Linked DNA regions of Homo sapiens: region 2 is linked to region 1. A link is an interaction called in ENCODE POLR2A ChIA-PET data of the cell type or tissue named here. Cell type or tissue: IMR-90. All regions are shown on one strand. Links, peaks and the distances in the headings refer to the core of each region. The heading gives the core; the rest is flanking DNA. Region 1 overlaps AGA-DT (AGA divergent transcript). Region 2 overlaps AGA-DT (AGA divergent transcript).

The links. ChIA-PET counts read pairs that join two places held together with the same protein. Peaks named below come from ENCODE experiments on the same cell type or tissue, not always from the same donor. Only the 100,000 strongest peaks of a DNase experiment are listed, where the experiment ranks them.
Region 2: POLR2A ChIA-PET joins it to region 1 with 20 read pairs; 2 of 35 experiments call an interaction of 5 or more read pairs at or near these places.

Annotation. Positions count from the first base shown.
Region 1 is chr4:177,462,595-177,473,100 of GRCh38, reverse strand. All of the region lies in intron 1 of AGA-DT (AGA divergent transcript), which reads right to left. Among named protein-coding and RNA genes, the nearest start is that of AGA-DT, 23 kb to the right of the region's middle. In IMR-90, for the core only: no CTCF peak of the experiment used is centred there; no DNase peak of the experiment used is centred there.
Region 2 is chr4:177,563,524-177,574,029 of GRCh38, reverse strand. The region is part of intron 1 of AGA-DT (AGA divergent transcript); the gene reads right to left. Among named protein-coding and RNA genes, the nearest start is that of AGA-DT, 120 kb to the right of the region's middle. In IMR-90, for the core only: no CTCF peak of the experiment used is centred there; a DNase peak (open chromatin) is centred at 4,409; H3K27ac peaks cover 1,069 bases.

The DNA of each region.
Region 1 (10,506 bases), core at 904-8,903:
GTTTTATAAGCATAAGGTAATGAGGTGTGCTCTGATTGGATCTTGCAACTAGGTGATGCTGGAAGGCATGATCTGACTGGATCTTGCTATGGGATGAAGCCAAAACTCAATCTGATTGGATCCTGGATCTTGCCATGTGGTGTCGGCTTCCTAACTCATTCTCCACTCCTTGGTGGGAGCACTCAAGTTCCACCTGTGGTTACACCCTTGGTTCAACTGGGCATGCTCAGGTTTCGTGACCTTCATGGCAACTTAAAATCAACTCGGAACTTTATTACATAAAAGTTGAACCAGATTGGTCTTGTGCAGTTACACTCTCACAAATGTTTCTTTAGTTTAATAGTCATGATGTCAGCTGATCAAATGTCAAGGAGTCCCCTGGCCCAAGCTCAGGGTAAATAACAGCCCAGGATTATTGCTAATGTCTTTGCACATCCCAATTACTGTCTTTAATCTTCCTTTTCCTTCCAAAAAATGGAATGAAAGAGTTTGCTCAAAATAATATTAATTTGGTAACTCTAATAGATACTTATGTTTCTGTGCTTCTACATTTTTTGGGCAAATTTGTTCCAGAGTCCATCCTATTTACATATGCAAACTTCCAGTTAGATTTGTAGGACCAGAAAATGAGGGGAGCCCTGAGTTTCATTCCATGGGGAGAACACAAGGCCAGCAGCATGGCTGGAGCAGGAGCTATGCCTCCGACTGTCTAGGCAGACAGGACTTCAAACAGCCTCACAGTTTCTCTGTGTGCCCAGGGACAGATGAAAAATCGACATATCAAACATATATTAGAAATGACCTAGATTGTGAAGGCCAGTCAGTATGATGGACGGCTCATGTCAGCAGACAACTGTATGAGCAAGGACTCTGAGGGTCGGATCTGTTGCCCTAGCACCCCCACTAAAGCCTGTTACTCTGTAAGCTCCTGCAATATAGACAATCCTAGAATGAAGGAAAGAGAAGCCTTTACATTGGCTGAGATGATGTGTCTGCTAGGGAAGGGGAATTAGCTCAAAGTATAACTTTTGTTGAATAGAAAAATGAAAACATATATTGCATGTATTATGTTCTAAGTGCTTTATATGAATTAAATGAATTGATCCTCAGAAAAAAACTATTTTTTTTTTTTTGAGACGGAGTGTCGCTCTGTCACCCAAGCTGGAGTGCAGTGGCACGATCTCGGCTCACTGCAAGCTCCACCTTCCGGGTTCACGCCATTCTCCTGCCTCAGCCTGCCCAGTAGCTGGGACTACAGGTGCCCGCCACTACGCCCAAATAATTTTTTTTTTTTTTTGTATTTTTAGTAGAGACGGGGTTTCACCGTGTTAGCCAGGATGGTCTCGATCTCCTGACCTCGTGATCCGCCCGTCTCTGCCTCCCAGAGTGCTGGGATTACAGGCGTGAGCCACCGCGCCCGGCCAAAAACTATTATTTACATTGCAAACTTACACACATGTACACAGAGACATTTTACTGAAGAGGAAGAAAAGTCAATTAGCTTGCCCAAGGTTACAAATAAGGTTGCAAATAAGTAGCAAAGTTGAAATTTTAATCAAGTAATGTTGATACGGGGTCAGGGAAGTGCCCGGTAAAGAAAAGCAAGTCCCTAGCTAGGGCTCCAACCCTATGGACCTGGGTGAGGACAGGCACTCCTGCTTTCGTATCCAAATGTTGCATTTTCCAAGACCACTCTGGCCCACCATGCCCCCATCCTGGGCTTATACCCTAGCAGGTAGACACGCAGGCGGCCTGATGTCAAGAGGAGCACATCAGCAGAAAAAGAAGCTGCTGGACATCGTGAAGAACACATCGGTGGAAGAAGACACAAGCTATTTCTCGACAAGGCTGTCGAGAGCACGCCAGCGGGAGAGCACGCCAATAGGCGCTGCCACGCCAGCAGGCCATCAACCGGCGGGACGAGGCAGAGTTTGGCGGAGGCAGTCAAAGGAGAGCCGGGGCCAGTGAGGAGCCAAACTGCAGCTCCCTTCTGGCTTCCCCATCCGCTGAGAGCTACTTCTAGTCAATAAAACTTTGCACTCGGCCGGGCGCGGTGGCTCACGCCTGTAATCCCAGCACTTTGGGAGGCCGAGGCGGTCGGATCACGAGGTCAGGAGATGGAGACCATCCTGGCTAACAAGGTAAAACCCCGTCTCTACTAAAAACACAAAAAAATTAGCTGGGCATGGTAGCAGGTGCCTGTAGTCCCAGCTACTTGAGAGGCTGAGGCAGGAGAACCGCGTGAACCCAGGAGGCGGAGCTTGCAGTGAGCCCAGATGGAGCCACTGCACTCCAGCCTGGGCGACAGAGCGAGACTCCGTCTCAAAAAAAAAAACAAACAAACAAACAAAAAAAACTTTGCACTCATTCTCCAAGCCCACGTGTGGTCCGATTCTTCCGGTACACCAAGGCAACAACCCAGGATACGGAAAACCCTCTGCCCTAGGGACAAGGTAGAGGGTCTTACTGAGCTGGTTAATACAAGCTGCCTATAAACAGCAAACTAAAAGAGCATCATGTAACACACACCCACTGGGGCTTCAGCTGTAAACATTCACTCCTAGACACTGCTGTAGGCTCGGAGCCCCACAGCCTGCATGTCTGTATGCTCCCCTAGAGCAGTGGGGCACTGAAGAAGTGAGCCACACCCCCATCGCACGCCCTGCGAGGGAGACAAGGGAACCTTTCCTGTTTCAGTGTCATTATTTACTATTAGCATTAGGAATAACATAAACTACTTAATTGCCACTTTTTGCAGTTATCAACGCATAGTGTTATTTTTCAAACAATGACAATAGTTTCCTAGTTCATTCACCTAAAAAAAAAAAATCTATGGTAAATAAGATTAGGCCAGGCATGGTGGCTCATGTCTGTAATGCCAGCACTTTGGGAGGTCCAGGTGGGAGGATTAATTGAGGCCAGGAGTTTGAGACAAGCCTGGCCAACACGGTGAAACCCCATCTTTACTGAAAATAAAAAAATTAGGCGTGGTGGTGCATGTTTGTAGTCCTAGCTACTTGGGAGGCTGAGGCAGGAGACTCACCTGAACCAGGGAGGCAGAGGTTGCAGTGCACCACTACCCTCCAGCCTGGGTGACAGCCAGACTCCATATCAAAAAAAAAAAAAAAAAAGATCATGAAACTAGCAATTGCTTTATAAGGTCTTTTTTTCTCTAAATGAATTAATTTAATTAGAAGCACATTCATGTGTTATATGCAATTACTAGAAAATGCAGCCAATAAAAATGTATGCGATTGATATATTCAATAGTATTTTATAGTTACTAAAATCCATCAGTTTTGCTTTTATATATATATAAAAAGGATTATTAGCACACCAATCTTTATTATAATCTCTCAACCATCCACAGAAGATTTAAAGATGTGGTTTTGTTTTCTAGCAGGACAAGAAAATGGCGTTCTTTAATTAAAGGTCTATTTTTCAAATCAAGATGCTTTAGCTCCTGCCTTTGACCATCTCTCTTTTGAAAAGGAAAGGAAGAAGACCCAACTTTGGAGAGTCTTGCCCTTCCTATCAAATTTACACTAACAAAACCACATCCAAATGGAAATAAAACTTTTTCTGAGACACTGGTTTCTTTAGCAAAATTAACACTAACCAGGGTAAAATATCTGCTCCTCATAACCGTAACTAACACACCTCTAAAACATGTTTCATTGCCACCAAACTGAGTTAGAATTGCTTTGATTGCAGAAGAACCTGGAATTTCAATTAACCTTATATGTTTTAAAACTCTCTTTACACTTTTTTCTTCCTTAACCTTTCCATAGTCAATGATGCACAAGGACCCTATTCCTTATACAAAATAAAATATAACTATGCAAGAATCTCATTAAAAACCAATTGGTTGAGCTGTAGATTTGGTTATTATTTAAATTCAATCATAGGCTTCATATTGAGCGAGATGGATACTACATTTCAATAAGAATAACCTAGCACCCTATTACAGGGCCTTGATTTCTTGATGAGTGGCACTACGTGAATTTTGTTAGCTGATTAACAAAAGGCAAAGTCCTCATAGAAGGGAGAAAGGAGAGCAAGAAGGAGACACCCAGATATAATGCAGATTTAAGTACAGCTTGGGCTACATTTGTTTGGAATAAAACCAGTTACTGGGAACTATTGTGGCAAAGCTGTCCCTTGAGATGGTCAGGAAGAAAACAGGTAGACATGTGTATGAAATTACTTAGATATTTTTCAGAGGTAATTAAAAGTAGATGCTTCCTTTGTCTCCTTTTCTTCCTGTGCCATTAATGCACATTTCATATATGCCTGATGCTATGGATTAAACCCCCCAAATGAATCATTATAAGCAGTCCCTAAATTATAAACAGACTTAGAATTCTAAACAATGTATTATTTGGACTTTGTAATGTTTCTTACAGAAACATTAATTTAGGTGGTGCTGAAGTAAGCTAATATGTATGCTATGTATTATACGAAGGAAGTACTGAAAATTTATAACAAATTTTTTAAAATATTCAGTCATAAAACAAGTAGAAAATATACTAAATTCTTAAATACATATAACTGTACAATAACAGTAATTAAATAAAAATACATGAAACAAATTGAATAAATGTTTTATCTGATTTTAATGATTATAGTGGAAGAAAGTAGTATTCATAATAAGTAAAATGAACACTCCATTGACATTATAGAAACAAAAAGCCTGGCATTTAATGGAGTTTAAATGTTCTTTTTTAAAATTTTAACAAATACTTAGAAAATACCCATCACATGGTGAGGTTGGTTCTTTGCTAGGTTTTATGATAATACCAATCCTTAAGGAGCTCACAGTCTTGTTTAATAAGCATTCTTTTTTTTTCCAGAATAATACCAACAAAAATTTATTTTTATAGTTAACTAACAAAATACTATAAAGGTAATTTGTTTGTTCTAAGTCCTTTTGTTCATATATCCATAAAGGAATTAAGCTTACTGTCTTTGTATTTCCACCAATAATTCTCTGAAATGAAATTCTTTTGAAGGCATGCTATTTTACTCCTAGCTTCTATTTTGTAACTTTTTCCAAAATGAACAAACGTTACCTGAATTTGAAATGCACTGATTGGAAATGTGTGGACTGGCATACAGCCATTAACATTCGTTAGCAAAATTAGATGGGAAATTTGATTTGGCTGCATTTCTGAACTTTCTCTTCATACATCTCTGCTGTTTGATTTGACGTAAGGAGTATATGACTTATAATTTAAAAAAAGAAAAAAGCAAGAACAGAATCTATTGAGGCTGGCACCACCAACCTTATGTCTCAGATGTGTTTGGAGCCACCTTACCAAATATTGAATCTGGAGCCCTCCATAGGCGGGTGCCTTGTCACTTATCTTGACAATAGAAGACTTGAAGGGACTTTCAAAATAGTCAACTACCTGGAGTTTGCAACAAAAATTGTGTGAGTTGGCACTTTCCACATGATATATGTAGTCTATGGTTTCTCCTGGGTAAACGTTAGGATAGTGATACTAATAGCTAGTACTTATTGATCTCTCTCTATATGCAGAAACTCTTGTAAGGGCTTTATAAACTCCCTTAATGTTGAGCTTTCATGCATGGCATACAGTCAAAAAAGTTTTGTTTTTTATCTGTCATAATCATTTTCCTATTTCCTGTTGCCCATATGTTGCAGAATTTTTTACATATTATGTTTCAGAATCACTCCAATTTTAAAAAACATTTAGCCATGTACATTTAGGACATCTTTGACTTTTCTTATTTTCGCTTTTTCAAAAAAGGACTGTTCCCACTTTTGTGTCATCATCATATGTATGTTCTTATTAGCACTTAATCCACTACAGAAAATCCTTTTCTGCTTAAAATAGCCAGATCAGTTTCTATTCACCAATCCAAAGTAAAATTTATTTCACTCTTTTTATTCTTTCTCCATCTTAGTTTCTCCATTTTTTTCTCACCTCTCTCACTTTTTCATTGTATTTTCTCTTAGTTTTAGAAAAGTAATGTGGTAAAATGTAGCATGCACAGTTCTTGTAGTCAAATGATAAGTTCAAACCTCAGTTCTTCTCACAAGCTATATGACTCTAGACCAATAACTTAATCTCTCATACATCTGGTTCTTCACCAGGAAAATAACTCCCAAGATTATAATAATGAAATAATATTAGCACCGTAGCATGTTGAAAGATCCTACGACATGAATATGAATGAGATTTTCTATTCCTGAGAAATCAATCTTTAGCCAGGAAGAGTTAGCACTCAGACGCTCCCGACCACTGTAAGCCCACAGCCTCAATGCTGGAGGGTGATTTTGGACTCTGACTCCTCCTTTATTCAAGTTCTAATTCAGGAGAAAGATTTGCAGCATTTACTTGCCTTGGAGCTGCAATATACCCATCTTGGACCTCTTTGTGAGTGACCAGGACCCAGACCTAAGCCAGGGATAGGCAGACAGGTATGTGGAAGGTCTGTACCTAGAGCTTAAGTCCTCTATGTGTAGATCCATCCCCCTGGCTGAGAAAAAGAGATGGGCAAGGCTTAGATATCAAAAAGTGAAAGGAAGCATGAATAAAGAGAGAGAGAAGTAGCCTGGGCAAAATGGTGAAACGCCATCTCTACAAAAAAGATAATAAAAAATAGCTGGGAATAATGGCGCATACCTGTAGTCCCAGCTACTTGGGAGACTGAGGTAGGAGGATCACCTGAGTCCAGGAGGTTGAGGCTATGGTGCACTGTGATAGTGTCACTGCACTCCAGCCCAGGAATAGAGTGAGACCCTATTGAGAGAGAGAAAGAAAGAAAGAGAGAGAGAGAGAGAGAAGTGACTGGCCTTCAGCCTATAGGACAAGGATTTCCCACTTGCACCATTCTCCTAAGAAAATGGTGGATTCTGCCCCTCTAACAGAGAGGAATAATCAAAGACCCACAGCCAGCCAACTCACTTGAAAGTCCAACTGTGTCCAGTCCAAGCAGACACAGTCCTTCCTGTGTATCAGAAGGAAGTTGAATGTAAAATATAGCGGCATAGGTAAGCAAGTAAAAGCAAAAGACTCCTTGACTTTTTTTTTTTTTTTGAGACAAAGTCTCCCTCTGTCGCCCAGGCTGGAGTGCAGTGGGGCAATCTGGGCTCGCTGCAATCTCCACCTCCTGGGTTTAAGCTATTCTCCTGCCTCAGCCTCCTGAGTAGCTGGGATTACAGGCGCCCGCCACTACACCTGGCTAGTTTTTTGTGTTTTCAATAGAGAGGGGATTTCACCATATCGGCCAGGCTGATCTCGAACTCCTGGCCTCAAGTGATCGACCTGTGTCAGTATGGGGATTACATGTGTGAGGCACCACGCCCAGATGACTATTTCTGGAAGGAAAGTCTAGGGTTGCAAATAGAACAAAAGCAACAAAAGCCTTACAAACCAGAGAATCCATAAGCTACAATTAGCTACTTGTAGCAAATCCAGATCCCAGAACCTTGAGTAATCCTCATTTTTTTCACTGAAAAACACTAATCAGAGAATGAGTTCCAAGCACGCTATATGCCAGGGTGATAATGTCTTAGTGAATAAGACAAGGTGTCTATCTTCATGCACTTACATGCTTGTGAGGAAGAGCACCAATAAACAGGTAAAGAAGCAAGTAATATAATTTCATATAAAAACTAAAAATATACAGGGTAAAAAAATAGTCATTAGGTAGGTTCGTTGGGGAAAATATATTTGAAAAGGTAACATTTGAGCAGAGACCTCTTTGTGTGAAAGAATAGCTCATGCAAATATCTGGGGCAAGAATGATCCATGCTTTGGGGTGGAAAGGATCAGAGTGTGCTCAAAACACAGCAAGTAAGCAACTGGGGTGGAGATAGAGAGAGGAAGAGAGTGGTGGAAGGATCCTAGAGTAGCTCTCAATCTTGGTTATACATCAGAAACTTCTGGGAAGCTTTTAAATTCCCTGTGCCGGCTGGGCGCGGTGGCTCACGCCTGTAATCCCAGCACTTTGGGAGGCCGAGGCAGGTGGATCACCTGAGGTCAGGAGTTCGAGACCAGCCTGACCAACATGGAGAAACCCCCGTCTCTACCAAAAATAGAAAAAATTAGCCGGGCGTCATGGTGCATGCCTGTAATCCCACCTACTCGGGAGGCTGAGGCAGGAGAACGGCTTGAACTGGGGAGGCGGAGGTTGCGGTGAGCTGAGATGGTGCCATTGCACTGTAGCCCGGGCAATAAAAGCGAAGCTCCATCTCACACACACATACACACACACACAATTCCCCAGACCCAGCTAAAGTCAGTATTTTTCAAGTCCCCAGGTGATTTCCCATGTGCAGTCAAGACTGAGAATCTAGGCCCTTCTGGGCCAAGTAAGGATTTTCGGCTAGGTGTAACAGGGGGTCACTAGACATTTTTATTTTGTTCTTTCATTTTGTTTTCTGTTTTGTTTTTTTTTTAACAGTGGAATGTCATTATCTAACTTACATTTGCAAAAAATAATTACAGTTCCAGTGGGCATGGAAGACAATAGAAACAAGTCAAAAGTAGAAGCAGGAACACCAACAACAAGCCGCTGTGGCCAATGTGGGTGAGAGATGATGCTGCAGGGACAAGAGGCAGCAGTGGAGGCGGTGGGAAGCAGTTGTGTTTGGAGCGTTTCATCGAGTCAAAAGCACGTGCTGATGAATGGAGACAGATTTGAGAGGAGAAAATCAAGGATGACTTCTAGGTTTTAATTCTGAGCAATCGGATGAAGGTGAGGCCACTTACTGAGTCACGTCGTAGGGTCTTCTAAACTTGGAGCTAGATCAATTTTGAGACAGAAACCAAACAAGAAAACATCGCTGATTCATTATGCCTTGTCAAATGCAATTCCTAAGCATATGTAAACATAATTCACACTGCTTTTCCTTCCTCTGCCTGAAGGTATAAGTCATGAGGCAGAGAAGAGCTGGCATTTCTCTCTCAAAGATCAGGGTGCTGTAAGAAGCTGTGCATGCCTCTTACATTTTTGTAGGAATGAGTTGGAAATTGCTGCAGGTAATGACAGTTTCTGAAATGTTTGGATTAGCTTTTCTGGAGCAGAGAATTTGGGCTGAGACCGTGGGTTTAATGATAAAATTATCATTTTTTCTTTTTTTTGATCTCTGCCTGTGGCATAGTCCTGTTAGACCTTCATGCTTAAATCTTACGAGCTATCACTTCAACTCTGTTTTGCTTTCTTGACAAAACAGAAGCTTTTATTAGGGAGATAGATGAACATATCAAATGAGCAAGGAAACAATTCCTACACAAAGAGGATTTCAGCATATGAAGGGAGTTAATCTCCCTTTAGGCAGATAGGTAGAATCCAAGAAATGGACAAAGGTGCCTTACTTACCTTGCTTAAGAGCAATGAGTTGTAGGTACACACACTACAGAAATGAATGCTTATGTCTACTCGAGAACATATGCAAACATACTAGTAACAGCTAGCCCAAATTGGAAACAATGCAATCAATCAATACCACAATGGATAAACAGGCTGTAGAACAATGTGCTACACAAGAATGAAAAAGAAGGAACTATAGCTACGTGCAGTGATGTATATGAATTTCACAGATGTAGTGTTGAAATAAAGAAGCCACACATAAAAGAATGCAGACTGTATGGTTTCATGTATGTGAAGTTCAAGAGCAGGCAAACTGTTCTGTGGCAATAGAGATAAGAACAGGGCTTATTTTTGGAAGGAGGTAGAAATTAACTAAGGGGAGATGCTGAAAATGTTCTATAACTTGATCTAACTGGTGATTGCATTGGTGAATTTTTACATGTAAAAATTCATCAAGTTATATACTTAATATTTGTACACTCATACATACACACATGTATACTTTTATACTTTCTATAAGAAATATATGTAAGCTATACATACAAATCTAGTATAACTTATATACTTCAATAAAAGTGATTAAATTGAAAATAATCTAAATGGTCCCAGGCTGGCCAACATAGCGAACTCACATCTCTACTAAAAAATACAAAAATTAGCTGGGCATGATGGCACACGCCTATAATCCCAGCAACTTGGGAGGCTGAGGCAAGAGAATCACTTGAATCCAGGAGGCGGAGAAGGCTACAGTGAGCTGAGATTGTGCCACTGCACTCCAGCCTGGGTGACACAGCAAATAGCTGGGATTACAGGTGTGCGCCACAGGGCCCAGCTAATTTTTGTTATTTTCAGTGGAGACGGGGTTTCGGCATGATGGCCAGATTGGTTACAAACCCCTGATCACAGGTGATCCACCTGCCTCGGCCTCCCAAAGTGCTGAGATTACAGATATGAGCCACCGCGCTCGGCCCAAATGATTTATTTTTGACTCATCAGCACTAGCTAATCAGAAAGGATACCCAGACTCTCAGAAGAGACACCAGCTTTTATGACACAACTGTGTGCACTACCCAGACATCTCCTCTGCCTTTTATGAAGATGATAAAAGAATCCACTGAAGAAACTGAAATTCTTGGCAAAACAGAGGATTTTATTAGGAAG
Region 2 (10,506 bases), core at 902-8,901, 100 kb before region 1:
AAGGAAGTGAGAATACTGTGATAATTCTTTGAATTTAAAGGGCATAATCAAAATCCTCATCCATAAGCAGCCTCAGCCATTTGCCCAAGTATTTAATATAAATATGATTCTTTTCCAAACATGCCATGGCGGGAAGGAATTGGATGAAGCACTGATATAAAAAACTGATTCCTTGGCAGAGCTGCAGTAAGTACAACATGATCCCTATCTGATTATGAGAAAGAAAGAAGTGCAATCTATTTCCTTAAAATAGAGTTGAGAAACAAGCAGCTTGTGTCTTCCCAAAAGTTAATGAATCTCAGTCTTTGAAGCAATGACTCATCAGCAAAGACACAGTCACATTTGTGGTTAACATAAATGCCTATCCACTCAATGTATGTTTTAATCCAGGGATTGGGAAACTATATCCTTTAGGCCAAATCCAGTACCCAGCCTGTTTGTATAAAGAAAGTTTTATTAGAACACATCCTTGGGAGGCCGAGGTGGGTGGATCACAATGTCTGGAGATCAAGACCATCCTGGCTAATACAGTGAAACCCCGTCTCTACTAAAAATACAAAAAATTAGCCTGGCGTGGTGGTGGGTGCCTGTAATCCCAGCTACTCAGGAGGCTGAGGGCTGAGGCAGGAGAATCGCTTGAACCCGGGAGGCAGAGCTTGCAGTGAGCTGAGATCGCGCCATTGCACTCCAGCCTGGGTGACAGAGTGAGACTCCATCTCAAAAAAAAAAAAAAAAGAACACATCCATGTCTATTCATTTATGCACTGTTGGTGGAAGATTTCTCAGTACTACAAAAAAGTTAGGTAGCTGGGACAGAGATCATATGGCCTGCAAAGCCTAAAATATTTACTATCTGGTCCTTTACAGAAGAAATTTGCCAACCCATTTTAATCCATCAGGATCTAAGTCCTCAATTTCATATTTATATATCTAGGTCATTCCAATTTAAATATTTGTATTTTGGTCTTTAGTTTCAACACAAAGACTTAAAGATAGTATTTTAAAAATTTAATTATTTTATAAACAATCATTATGTGTTAATGAAAAATAAAACAAAAAACTATTTGAACCTCATTAGCAATAAAGAAATACAATTTATAACAGTGTGATAATAAGATAATTCTTCACCTATTAGCTACAATTTTTTAGATTTAATTTTTTAAGGAAAATTTCATAGTACAAAGATTAAACATAGGTCACTTCTGTGGTTTCAATGAGTCCCCCAAAGTTCATGTGTTGTAAACTTAATCCACAATGCAACAGAGTTGAGAGATGGAACCTTTAAGAGGTGATTAGGTCATGAGGGCTCTACCCTCCTAAAAGGATTAATGTCATTATTGAGAGACTGGCTTATTTATAAAAGGATGAGTTCAGACCCCTTCTCTCACTCTCTCAAGTGCCTGCGAGTGCGTGCTCTCTCTCTCTTCCTCCTTCTTGCACATGTCGTCCCTTCTGCCATGTTATGACACAGCAAGAAGGCCCCACAAGATGCCTGCCCCTTGATCTGGGACTTACCAGCCTCCAGAACTGTAAGCTAAATAAATGTCTGTTCATTAAAAATTACCCAGTCTGTGGTATTCTATTGTAGCAGCACACAATTAAGGTCCATCATCATATGCTCTGATATTTCAAAACAAATCATTTCTACTATACTAAATACTCAGGAGATTGATGAAGATTAGCAAACTTTGGTTTGCGATTATGAAAAAGTAATACACACATTGAAAATAAAATTTGCTGACCATTAGAAACAAGTGTCAGTTTGAGTCATTGATCTCTAGTGAAATGAACACCACTTTTTATTTAACCCATTTCAACAGCTTTTATGCGAACTAAGAAACACGTGGGGTTTCTTAAGACTAAATAATACACTTCGTGAAAATATTGCCTCAGTTTAATCCCACAAAACAGGTGAGAAAACACACCTGTGTATTTATTGGTGCTAATTCCTCAGTGAATTTTGTCTTCTGTCCATTTCTGTTTGCTTTAGTTTGGGCTTTTACTTGGTTTAAGCCTTTCTTTTTTTAATTAAGAAACATTTTAATTCTGTAAAGTCACTGAAGGCTGGATGAACATCTCACCTATCTTTACTTTATAAAGTAAAGTAATACTTTACACACTTATACTTTACACAGTGCCTGGTACAAAAAAGAAACTCAACACATTTTTGTTGAGTAAACGGTGCAATTAACGAATGCTTCAAATAATAAAAATAATTTATTTTACATCTGAATTCAAAATACTTATGAATTTGATAAAGTCCCATTTTAACCTTAAAATTTTTAGTGCTGAATATTTTGGAAATATGATATACTTGTGGAAAAAGTGCTAATAATAGCTTACTATTCAAAATTGTCAAGTTAGTTATGCTTAGCTGAATTTTTTAGTGAACTGATTTATAAATTTTACTGGGTTAATGTACATACTACTGGCACAACTTCTCATTCAAATATTCATCTACCTGCTTAGATTTAATATTTTCATGTATCACTTTTGATTATGCAAAAAAAAATCAACTGAATTTGGTAGTTCACTAGGCTAAAAAGAAAACAAAGTAACTAGATCACTTAATATTTTCTATTCTCATTTAAAAATAAGTATCTAAATTTTTAAAAGAAAGAAAAATAGGCCAGGCATGGTGGCTCACACTTGTAATCCCAGCACTTTAGGAGGCCGAGGCGGGTGGATCACCTGAGGTCAGGAGTTCGAGACCAGCCTGACCACCATGGTGAAACCCCATCTCTACTAAAAATACAAAAAATTAGCCAGGCATGGTGGTGCATGCCTGCAATCCCAGCTACTCAAGAAGCTGAGGTAGGAGAATTGCTTGAACCCAGGGGCAGAGGTTGCAGTGAGCCGAGATCACACCATGGCACTCCAGCCTGGGCAACAAGAGTGAAACTCCATCTCAAAAAAATTAATTAATTAATTAATTTAATTTAATTAAGAAAAATAAGGCTCCTGAAAAGCAGCAGAGTAGATTTCTATGAATAAACTTTTTTATTTTCCCATATCAAAATCATAATTTATAAAACAGTGGTAGCATCCAAATTCCTTTTTTTTTAAGTCTTCAGGTTATCAATGTATTTCAATTAGGTATTATGTGAATGAGGGTGAATTGAGAGTAGATAACGATATCATGGAGGAGGGAGAATCGAGTGTACCCAGCCACCCATCGGCATTGCACTATATTTAGTGGATTATATTTATCCTTTTCCCTCACACTAAACAAGAATATGTTTGTTTTAACATTTACAAATGGGAAATAAAGAAATTTTTACAAGTACATCTTATACTAGAGTTCAAATATTGAAAGACTGTACTGAATTCTCAGTCACTGCTGAATAAATCAAGCTCTGTTGTATTCAGGTAAACTTTCTGTCCCCAAAGAGCATGATCTCTCTGCTTCTCATTGCCTCTCAAGAAAATTCTGTTAGTAAATGCTAAAGGGAACCCTTTTTAGTTTTGCTGATGTCACACCTGAATAATCACAGAGTCACTTTCTTAATTGTGATATTTGATAAATATGCTTCTTTCCTCTAAGAGCCGTTAATATAGTAAAAAATGTTTGTACAGAATTGAAATAGATATTAAAAGTTGCTTAAGATCAAATGAAAAATATGTTACTTAAAGACATATAAAAATGCTGATGCAATCCAATTGGAACCTAATTTAATTGAGTTCTTGATTTGAAAAGCAATATTCTATCAGGAGCTGCCATTATTCAAAAACTAATTTTATGTCATTAAGGAACTTCTACCATTTTCTTTCCTAAGATGTTGATGGCTAGGAAAAGCAGAAAGGAACTGTCACTACTACTGAGAACATATTTGTTCAAACAATGTTTTGTTACATCTGATAAAAGGCTGTAGCTGAAGAGATTTTTATTAACTTCAAAAAGTGTCACTTTTTCCTAACAAAGACACCAGAACCACCAATTAGTTCTTCCAAATATAGTCAATGTGCTATGAGGGAGTTCTGGAAGTATGTAAGCAATGATGATGGTAACCAGTGGGGGAGGTAGTTAGAAAATCTACCTGGGAATACTTATCAGGCAGGTTTCTGACATCGCTGGTTTAGAGTTTGGGTAACAAGCCTGACAGGACAGGAGATCATGGTCTATAGATTATTTATTCAGCATGTGATCACTAGCTTTAGCAAAAGAGGGGGAAAAAGCCAAAGAGTTTGAAGTTTAGATAAAGTTTAGAAGAGAAAGTGGGCCAAAGAGCTATTACTGCTGTCAAAAAAGCCAAGCATGCTGCTAAAACTGTAGCAAAGGCTGAGTATCTGTGGGGCTGGATGGAGGATCTGAAATCCTTTGAACAGCAAATGGCTCTGAGCATTATTCCACATATTTGCTTCCCCAACCGAAAGTTTGGGAAAGATTCATGTTAGGCATTTGTCCAACAATGCAATGTTTTTGCAAAGTCAAAGCTATTTGGCAAGCATGGTTATCTGGGGAAGGAATTTGGAACAACCCTATATGCTGTATACCTTGTAAATGCTGTTATCAACTGCAAAGGAGAAATGTTCATTTTCCTGAGCATAGCTTAAAAATAAATAAATAAATAAAGATGTGGGGGAAGAAGCTCATTCTTCCAAAGGCCTTTGTCAGAGAAGCAAAAAACCAAAAAAAGAAAAAAAAAAAAAAAAAACCTCTGTCAAAACACAGCTAGTTCAAAAGAATTCAGGTTATTTGTAAAACACTGATCATGAGTTTATAACAACCTTTACATTCACACACTGTTGATTAAACTTGAGAATTTAAAAAGCATTTTACATTATAGAGTCATCTCAGATATGAAATCATCGCTGTTTCAACTGTTCTTGTTATAATCTACAGGACCGAGGTTTAAATAATCCCGGCTCTAGCAAAGTAGAACTAAACATCTCACAGAACAGTAATGCAGACATTTGAAATGCCATGTATTCTTCAGCTTTTGTGGTTTTGAACTTTTCAACCATGGTCCCAGTGCTATATTTTCATAATACACAGGCATGGAAATATTCACTAAGTCATGGCAGTGGTGTTATTAAATGTTCAAAGCATATATTTCCCCAGATTCCTCTGATGCTGCTGTTCTTAAAGGTCATGGTAGTCCCCCAGATGTACAATGCTAGAATGGTCTGCATTCACTTCATATGCTAAAATAAAACAAGACTTAAAATAAAAGAATAAAAGACCAAGAGGGTGAAACGTAAAAAATAAATAAATAAACGTCAAGTCTAACCTGATGTCTGTTTAAGTGCTTCCAGTAATGATTAAACTTTCTTAAAACCAATTAACTAGAAAATGACTACTCTATAGTCACTGGCCAGAATTGCAATGCCATTCTCAAGCACAAAGTAAAACGCACCAGATACAACTAGCTGGTGATTTATACGTCACCCACACTTTAAAAATATCCCTGAATACTTCAGAAATATTAGGATGTGTCTTAAATACCATTTACAAAAGATGAGGAATAGGTACCAAAGTATAAGAACACAGGTATGAAACATATCGAGTGCCTATATTCATAGAGATGTTCCTGAATTAAATACTGTAAATGAAATTGTCAGTATAAAATTCCCGTTATGCTCTAGTGTGCTACCATTATTATTTTTTTTTTTTTTTTGAGACGGAGTTTTGCTCTGTCGTCCAGGCTGGAGTGCAGTGGCGCGATCTTGGCTCACTGCAAACTCCGCCTCCCGGGTTCAAGCCATTCTCCTGCCTCAGCCTCCCGAGTAGCTGGGACTACAGGCGCCCGCAACCACGCCCGGCTAATTTTTTGTATTTTTACTAGAGGCAGGGTTTCACCATGTTAGCCAGGATGGTCTCGATCTCCTGACCTCGTGATCCGCCCGCCTCGGCCTCTCAGAGTGCTGGGATTACAGCCGTGAGCCACCACGCCCGGCTGTGCTACCAGTATTTTTAAACCAACATTTGCTCGTTGCTATAAGAAGGTGTATTCACATTTACTGTCCTAAGTCAATGTCTTGGTACACAGTGCATCCTTTCATTCTCTGGCTTTACAGAGCACACAATGCAGTCTCAGCCTAACTTCTCTTTTGTCTGATTTGCAAGTCCATTAATTTGTTTGGAAAATATTTGAACAGCCAAGCATACTTCAGGAATCTCAGAGATCCTTTTTAAGCCATTTGATTAGAATACCAGAGGAAATAAATTACTTAAAACTAATCTAAATGAAAGGTCATAAGAAGAACTGAAACAAGTTTGGGGCAATTGTTGGTTAACTTAAGATTCCTGAGATGGATCGTTACGTTAGCAGAAAAATACTGAATTTTAACTCTTTGAGAACTTGATTTGCACCTATCTCCTACAAAAATTCAAAGTTATTTCCATCCTCCAGCCATCTCTCTTCTCTGCTCAAAGTCTGTTGTTACCTGTTGTTACCTCATTGCATTTTCCACTCAATTGAACCATTATTTTCTGAATTTTTTAACCTGTTTCTGCCTTTCATTTGGTCTTTTGTTGATTACCTTATGTTCCTTCATTCTTTAGACTTTATCTGATTCATTCAAAGAACTTTGCTCCAAGTCTGTTAACATGTTTTCATTCCCAACTCTTTCTCCACATCTTCCACAATAATAAAAATTTTAGCTGGGCACAGAGAAACAAAGAATAAGACCATATTTTCAAGTCTCCTTGCATTTATGTATAATCATGTGACTATGTTTTGGCCAATAAAATGTAAATAAAATTATTACTTAGCAGTTTTCTAAACCCTTCTGAAAAAACAACTGATGTGTTGTTTCACCATCTCTTCCTCCATACTACTGCCTGGAACCATCTTAAACCATACCATCACATACAGCTGAGAAACAGCGTAGAAAGAGCTTCAGTCCTGAACGTTGTGAAGGTCTATACTGAGCATGGACCATTCATTTGGGTGAGGGAGACATAAACTTCTCCTTTGTTTTAAGCCATTTTCTCTTGGTCTTTCTGACACGTATAGCTGATGTAATTCTAATGCATAAGTATTTAGGCAAAGTTTCTGAGGCTGGGTTCTTGCTTGTGTTTCCTCATTCACTCTCTGTAGTTTGTTTCTACATCCTTTGCGATTTTCCCATAACTTTCCTGTGCTTCTACAGGAGGAGTAGATGATCCTGTCTGACGCATTGACTTTGGACTTTGGCCAATGGAATGAGAGGACATATGCCCTTTCTGCATCCAAGCAGAAGCTTAATGTGGTTGCAACGGGCTTAGCAGGGCTTGTATTCCTGGTTCTCTACCATGAGCACAGCATTAGCCACATGGAGGCTCCTCCAGCACCTGAGTCTCAGAATGAGAAGATGTATAGAGACAAGCGGGCAAAAATAAGTGTTTGAGGTAAGTCATTGAGATTTTGACTTTTTTTGTTAGCAAAAGCTAATACATAAAATAAAAGCTAATACTAGTTAAATAATTAAAAGAGTCAAATAAAAAACAAAGCTTCAATGGCAACAAAAGCCGAAATTGACAAATTGGATCTAATTAAACTAAAGAGCTTCTGCACAGCAAAAGAAACTACCATTGGAGTGAACAGGCAACCTACAGAATGGGAGATAATTTTTGCAATCTAATCATCTGACAAAGGGCTAATATCCAGAATCTACAAAGAACTCAAACAAATTTACAAGAAAAAAACAACCCCATCAAAAAGTGGACAAAGGATATGAACAGACACTTCTCAAAAGAAGACATTTATGCAGCCAACAGACACATGATCATCACTCATCATCACTGGCCATCAGAGAAATGCAAATCAAAACCACAGTGAGATACCATCTCACACCAGTTAGAATGGCAATCATTAAAAAGTCAGGAAACAACAGGTGCTGGAGAGGATGTGGAGAAATAGGAACACTTTTACACTGTTGGTGGGACTGTAAACTAGTTCAACCATTGTGGAAGTCAGTGTGGCGATTCCTCAGGGATCTAGAACTAGAAATACCATTTGACCCAGCAATCCCATTACTGGGTATATACCCAAAGGATTATAAATCATGCTGCTATACAGACACATGCACACGTATGTTTATTGCGGCACTATTCACAATAGCAAAGACTTGGAACCAACCCATATGTCCAACAATGATAGACTGGATTAAGAAAATGTGGCACATATACACCATGGAATACTATGCAGCCATAAAAAATGATGAGTTCATGTCCTTTGGAGGGACATGGATGAAGCTGGAAACCATCATTCTCAGCAAACTATTGCAAGAACAAAAAACCAAACACTGCATGTTCTCACTCATAGGTGGGAAATGAACAATGAGAACACTTGGACACAGGAAGGGGAACATCACACATGGGGGCCTATCGTGGGGTGAGGGGAGAGGGAAGGGAAAGCATTAGGAGATATACCTAATGTAAATGACGAGTTAATGGGTGCAGCACACCAACATGGCACATGTATACATATGTAACAAACCTGCATGTTGTGCACATGTACCCTGTAACTTAAAGTATAATAATAAAACAAAACAAAACAAAACAAAACAAAAAACAAAGCTTCACAGACCAGCTTAAATATGGTTGGAAAAATGAGGCATGAATATTTACCTTTGGTAAAGCAGTAACACCATATTGCAGTAATCAAAACTGCACATGGTGTAACATGAGCTAGAAAATGAAATTTTTTATAGAAAGACCCAAAATAATCACAAGGTCAAGGAAATGGACTTTATGATTGCTTATGAGCTTAAACACTTCATCCATCCTTAAACTTCACAAGTCAGGATAATTTTCCTTCCTTGCTTTGATAAAAAACTTGTACAAACCTCTATCATTTTCCTTTGTATGTCAGATGACCACTATTTTTAATAGGTCTGCCTGGTTAAAAAATTTAAAGTCACTATTTAAAACCAAATTAGACAAATAGTGACTCCACCCATAAAATGAGGCTGGTATGGAGAGGAGAGGGGATTATGGGTAGCATATCATTATTAACCCATTGAAACATGCAGTCCACAAATATAAGATAGTATTAATATAGCCTTTCTGTGACTAACATGCAGCCAAAACACATAGGTAAACAGGGATCGAAAAAGTAAATGATGTGTGTGTGTGTGTGTGCGTGTGTGTGTATTTCCTTGCTGTGTCAGCTAAGAGTCCTAGAAACAATGACACCCAGCAGCAATGAGCGTATAAAGCTCCTAGGTGTCTGTTTCTGATACCATCCTGAAACAAAAGGAACAAGGACCCCTTGGAGAAATGGTGGATTCTAGGCTTGGGGTAGGAAATATAGAAGAGAAGCCTACAGTATCCTTTAGTGCCATGAAGTAAGGAAGAACTAAAAAAAATTAAAACATGTGCATACACACACACACACACACCCCCATACGGTGATGTGGTGTGTCAAAGGGATAGATCAGCTAAAGCAGAAACCATTCAAGCAATAACATAAAGTAGTATAGAATTATGTCCCCAAGTATTACATACATGTCCATGAATTCATACTGTTAAAATGATGAAACAAATAAATCAATAGGAGAGAAGGGATAAATCTTTTATTCAGAAAATGCCAAGCAACTTATGTAGACACTCCACCTTCAAGGAGGTGGAACATTACTCCCTATTCCCTAAGTGAGAACTGCACTAATGACTTTTTTTCTAAAGGATGTAGTATAGAAAGGGGGAGTAGGCAGAGAAACTTCCCATTGGAGAAAATTGCCACACACTATTCTTAGTCAGGTAATCAATGGCAACATCAACAGTGATTGCTTCTGCTGATAGTATGTTTCCCTGATGTAATGTGATGAAAATGGCACATTACCTTTGGTTTTCCTCCCCAAAACATTAGGAACATTTGTCACAACTGAGGGACAGTCTATGAAGTACCTGGCCATAACCTTCAAAACTATGAAAGGCCATTAAAAACAAGAAAAGTGTAAGAAATTGTTACATCCAAGAGGAATTTAAGGAGACATGAGAGCTAATATAATCCTGCATCCTGGATGGAATCTTTATACAGAAAAAAGGATACTAGGTAAACCCAAGGAAATATGAGTAAAATATAGACTTTTAAAATAATGTATCAATATCGGTCCATTAATTGTAACAAATGTACCATAGCAATTTAAGATAAATAGGGAAAACTGGGGATGGGCTATATGTGAACTCTCTGTACTATCTTTATGATTTTTCTATAAATATAAAACTCTCCTAAAATGAGAAGTTTATTTTAAAAAGTAAATGAAGCTTTTGAATTTATTTTAATGGCAATATAATCTTCATATCTCACATTTTCTTGATTAAAATGGGAATTAAAAAAATCTTTTCAGGATACATTTATTTTATGGCCCATCCTACAGTATCAAAGTTACCAAAGCACTAACTACATTAAACTTAGAATGCAATTTCATAATTCCAAAGGCTTTACCACTTAAAAATATCTAGAGGTAATTTAAAAGTCATTATAAATTATATAGATTAAAAGCTATTTAAAAGGAATTAGATTCTTATTCATACGTTAAGCCTTGTTCTATAAATATATGAAGTCTTCTAGAAAAGCT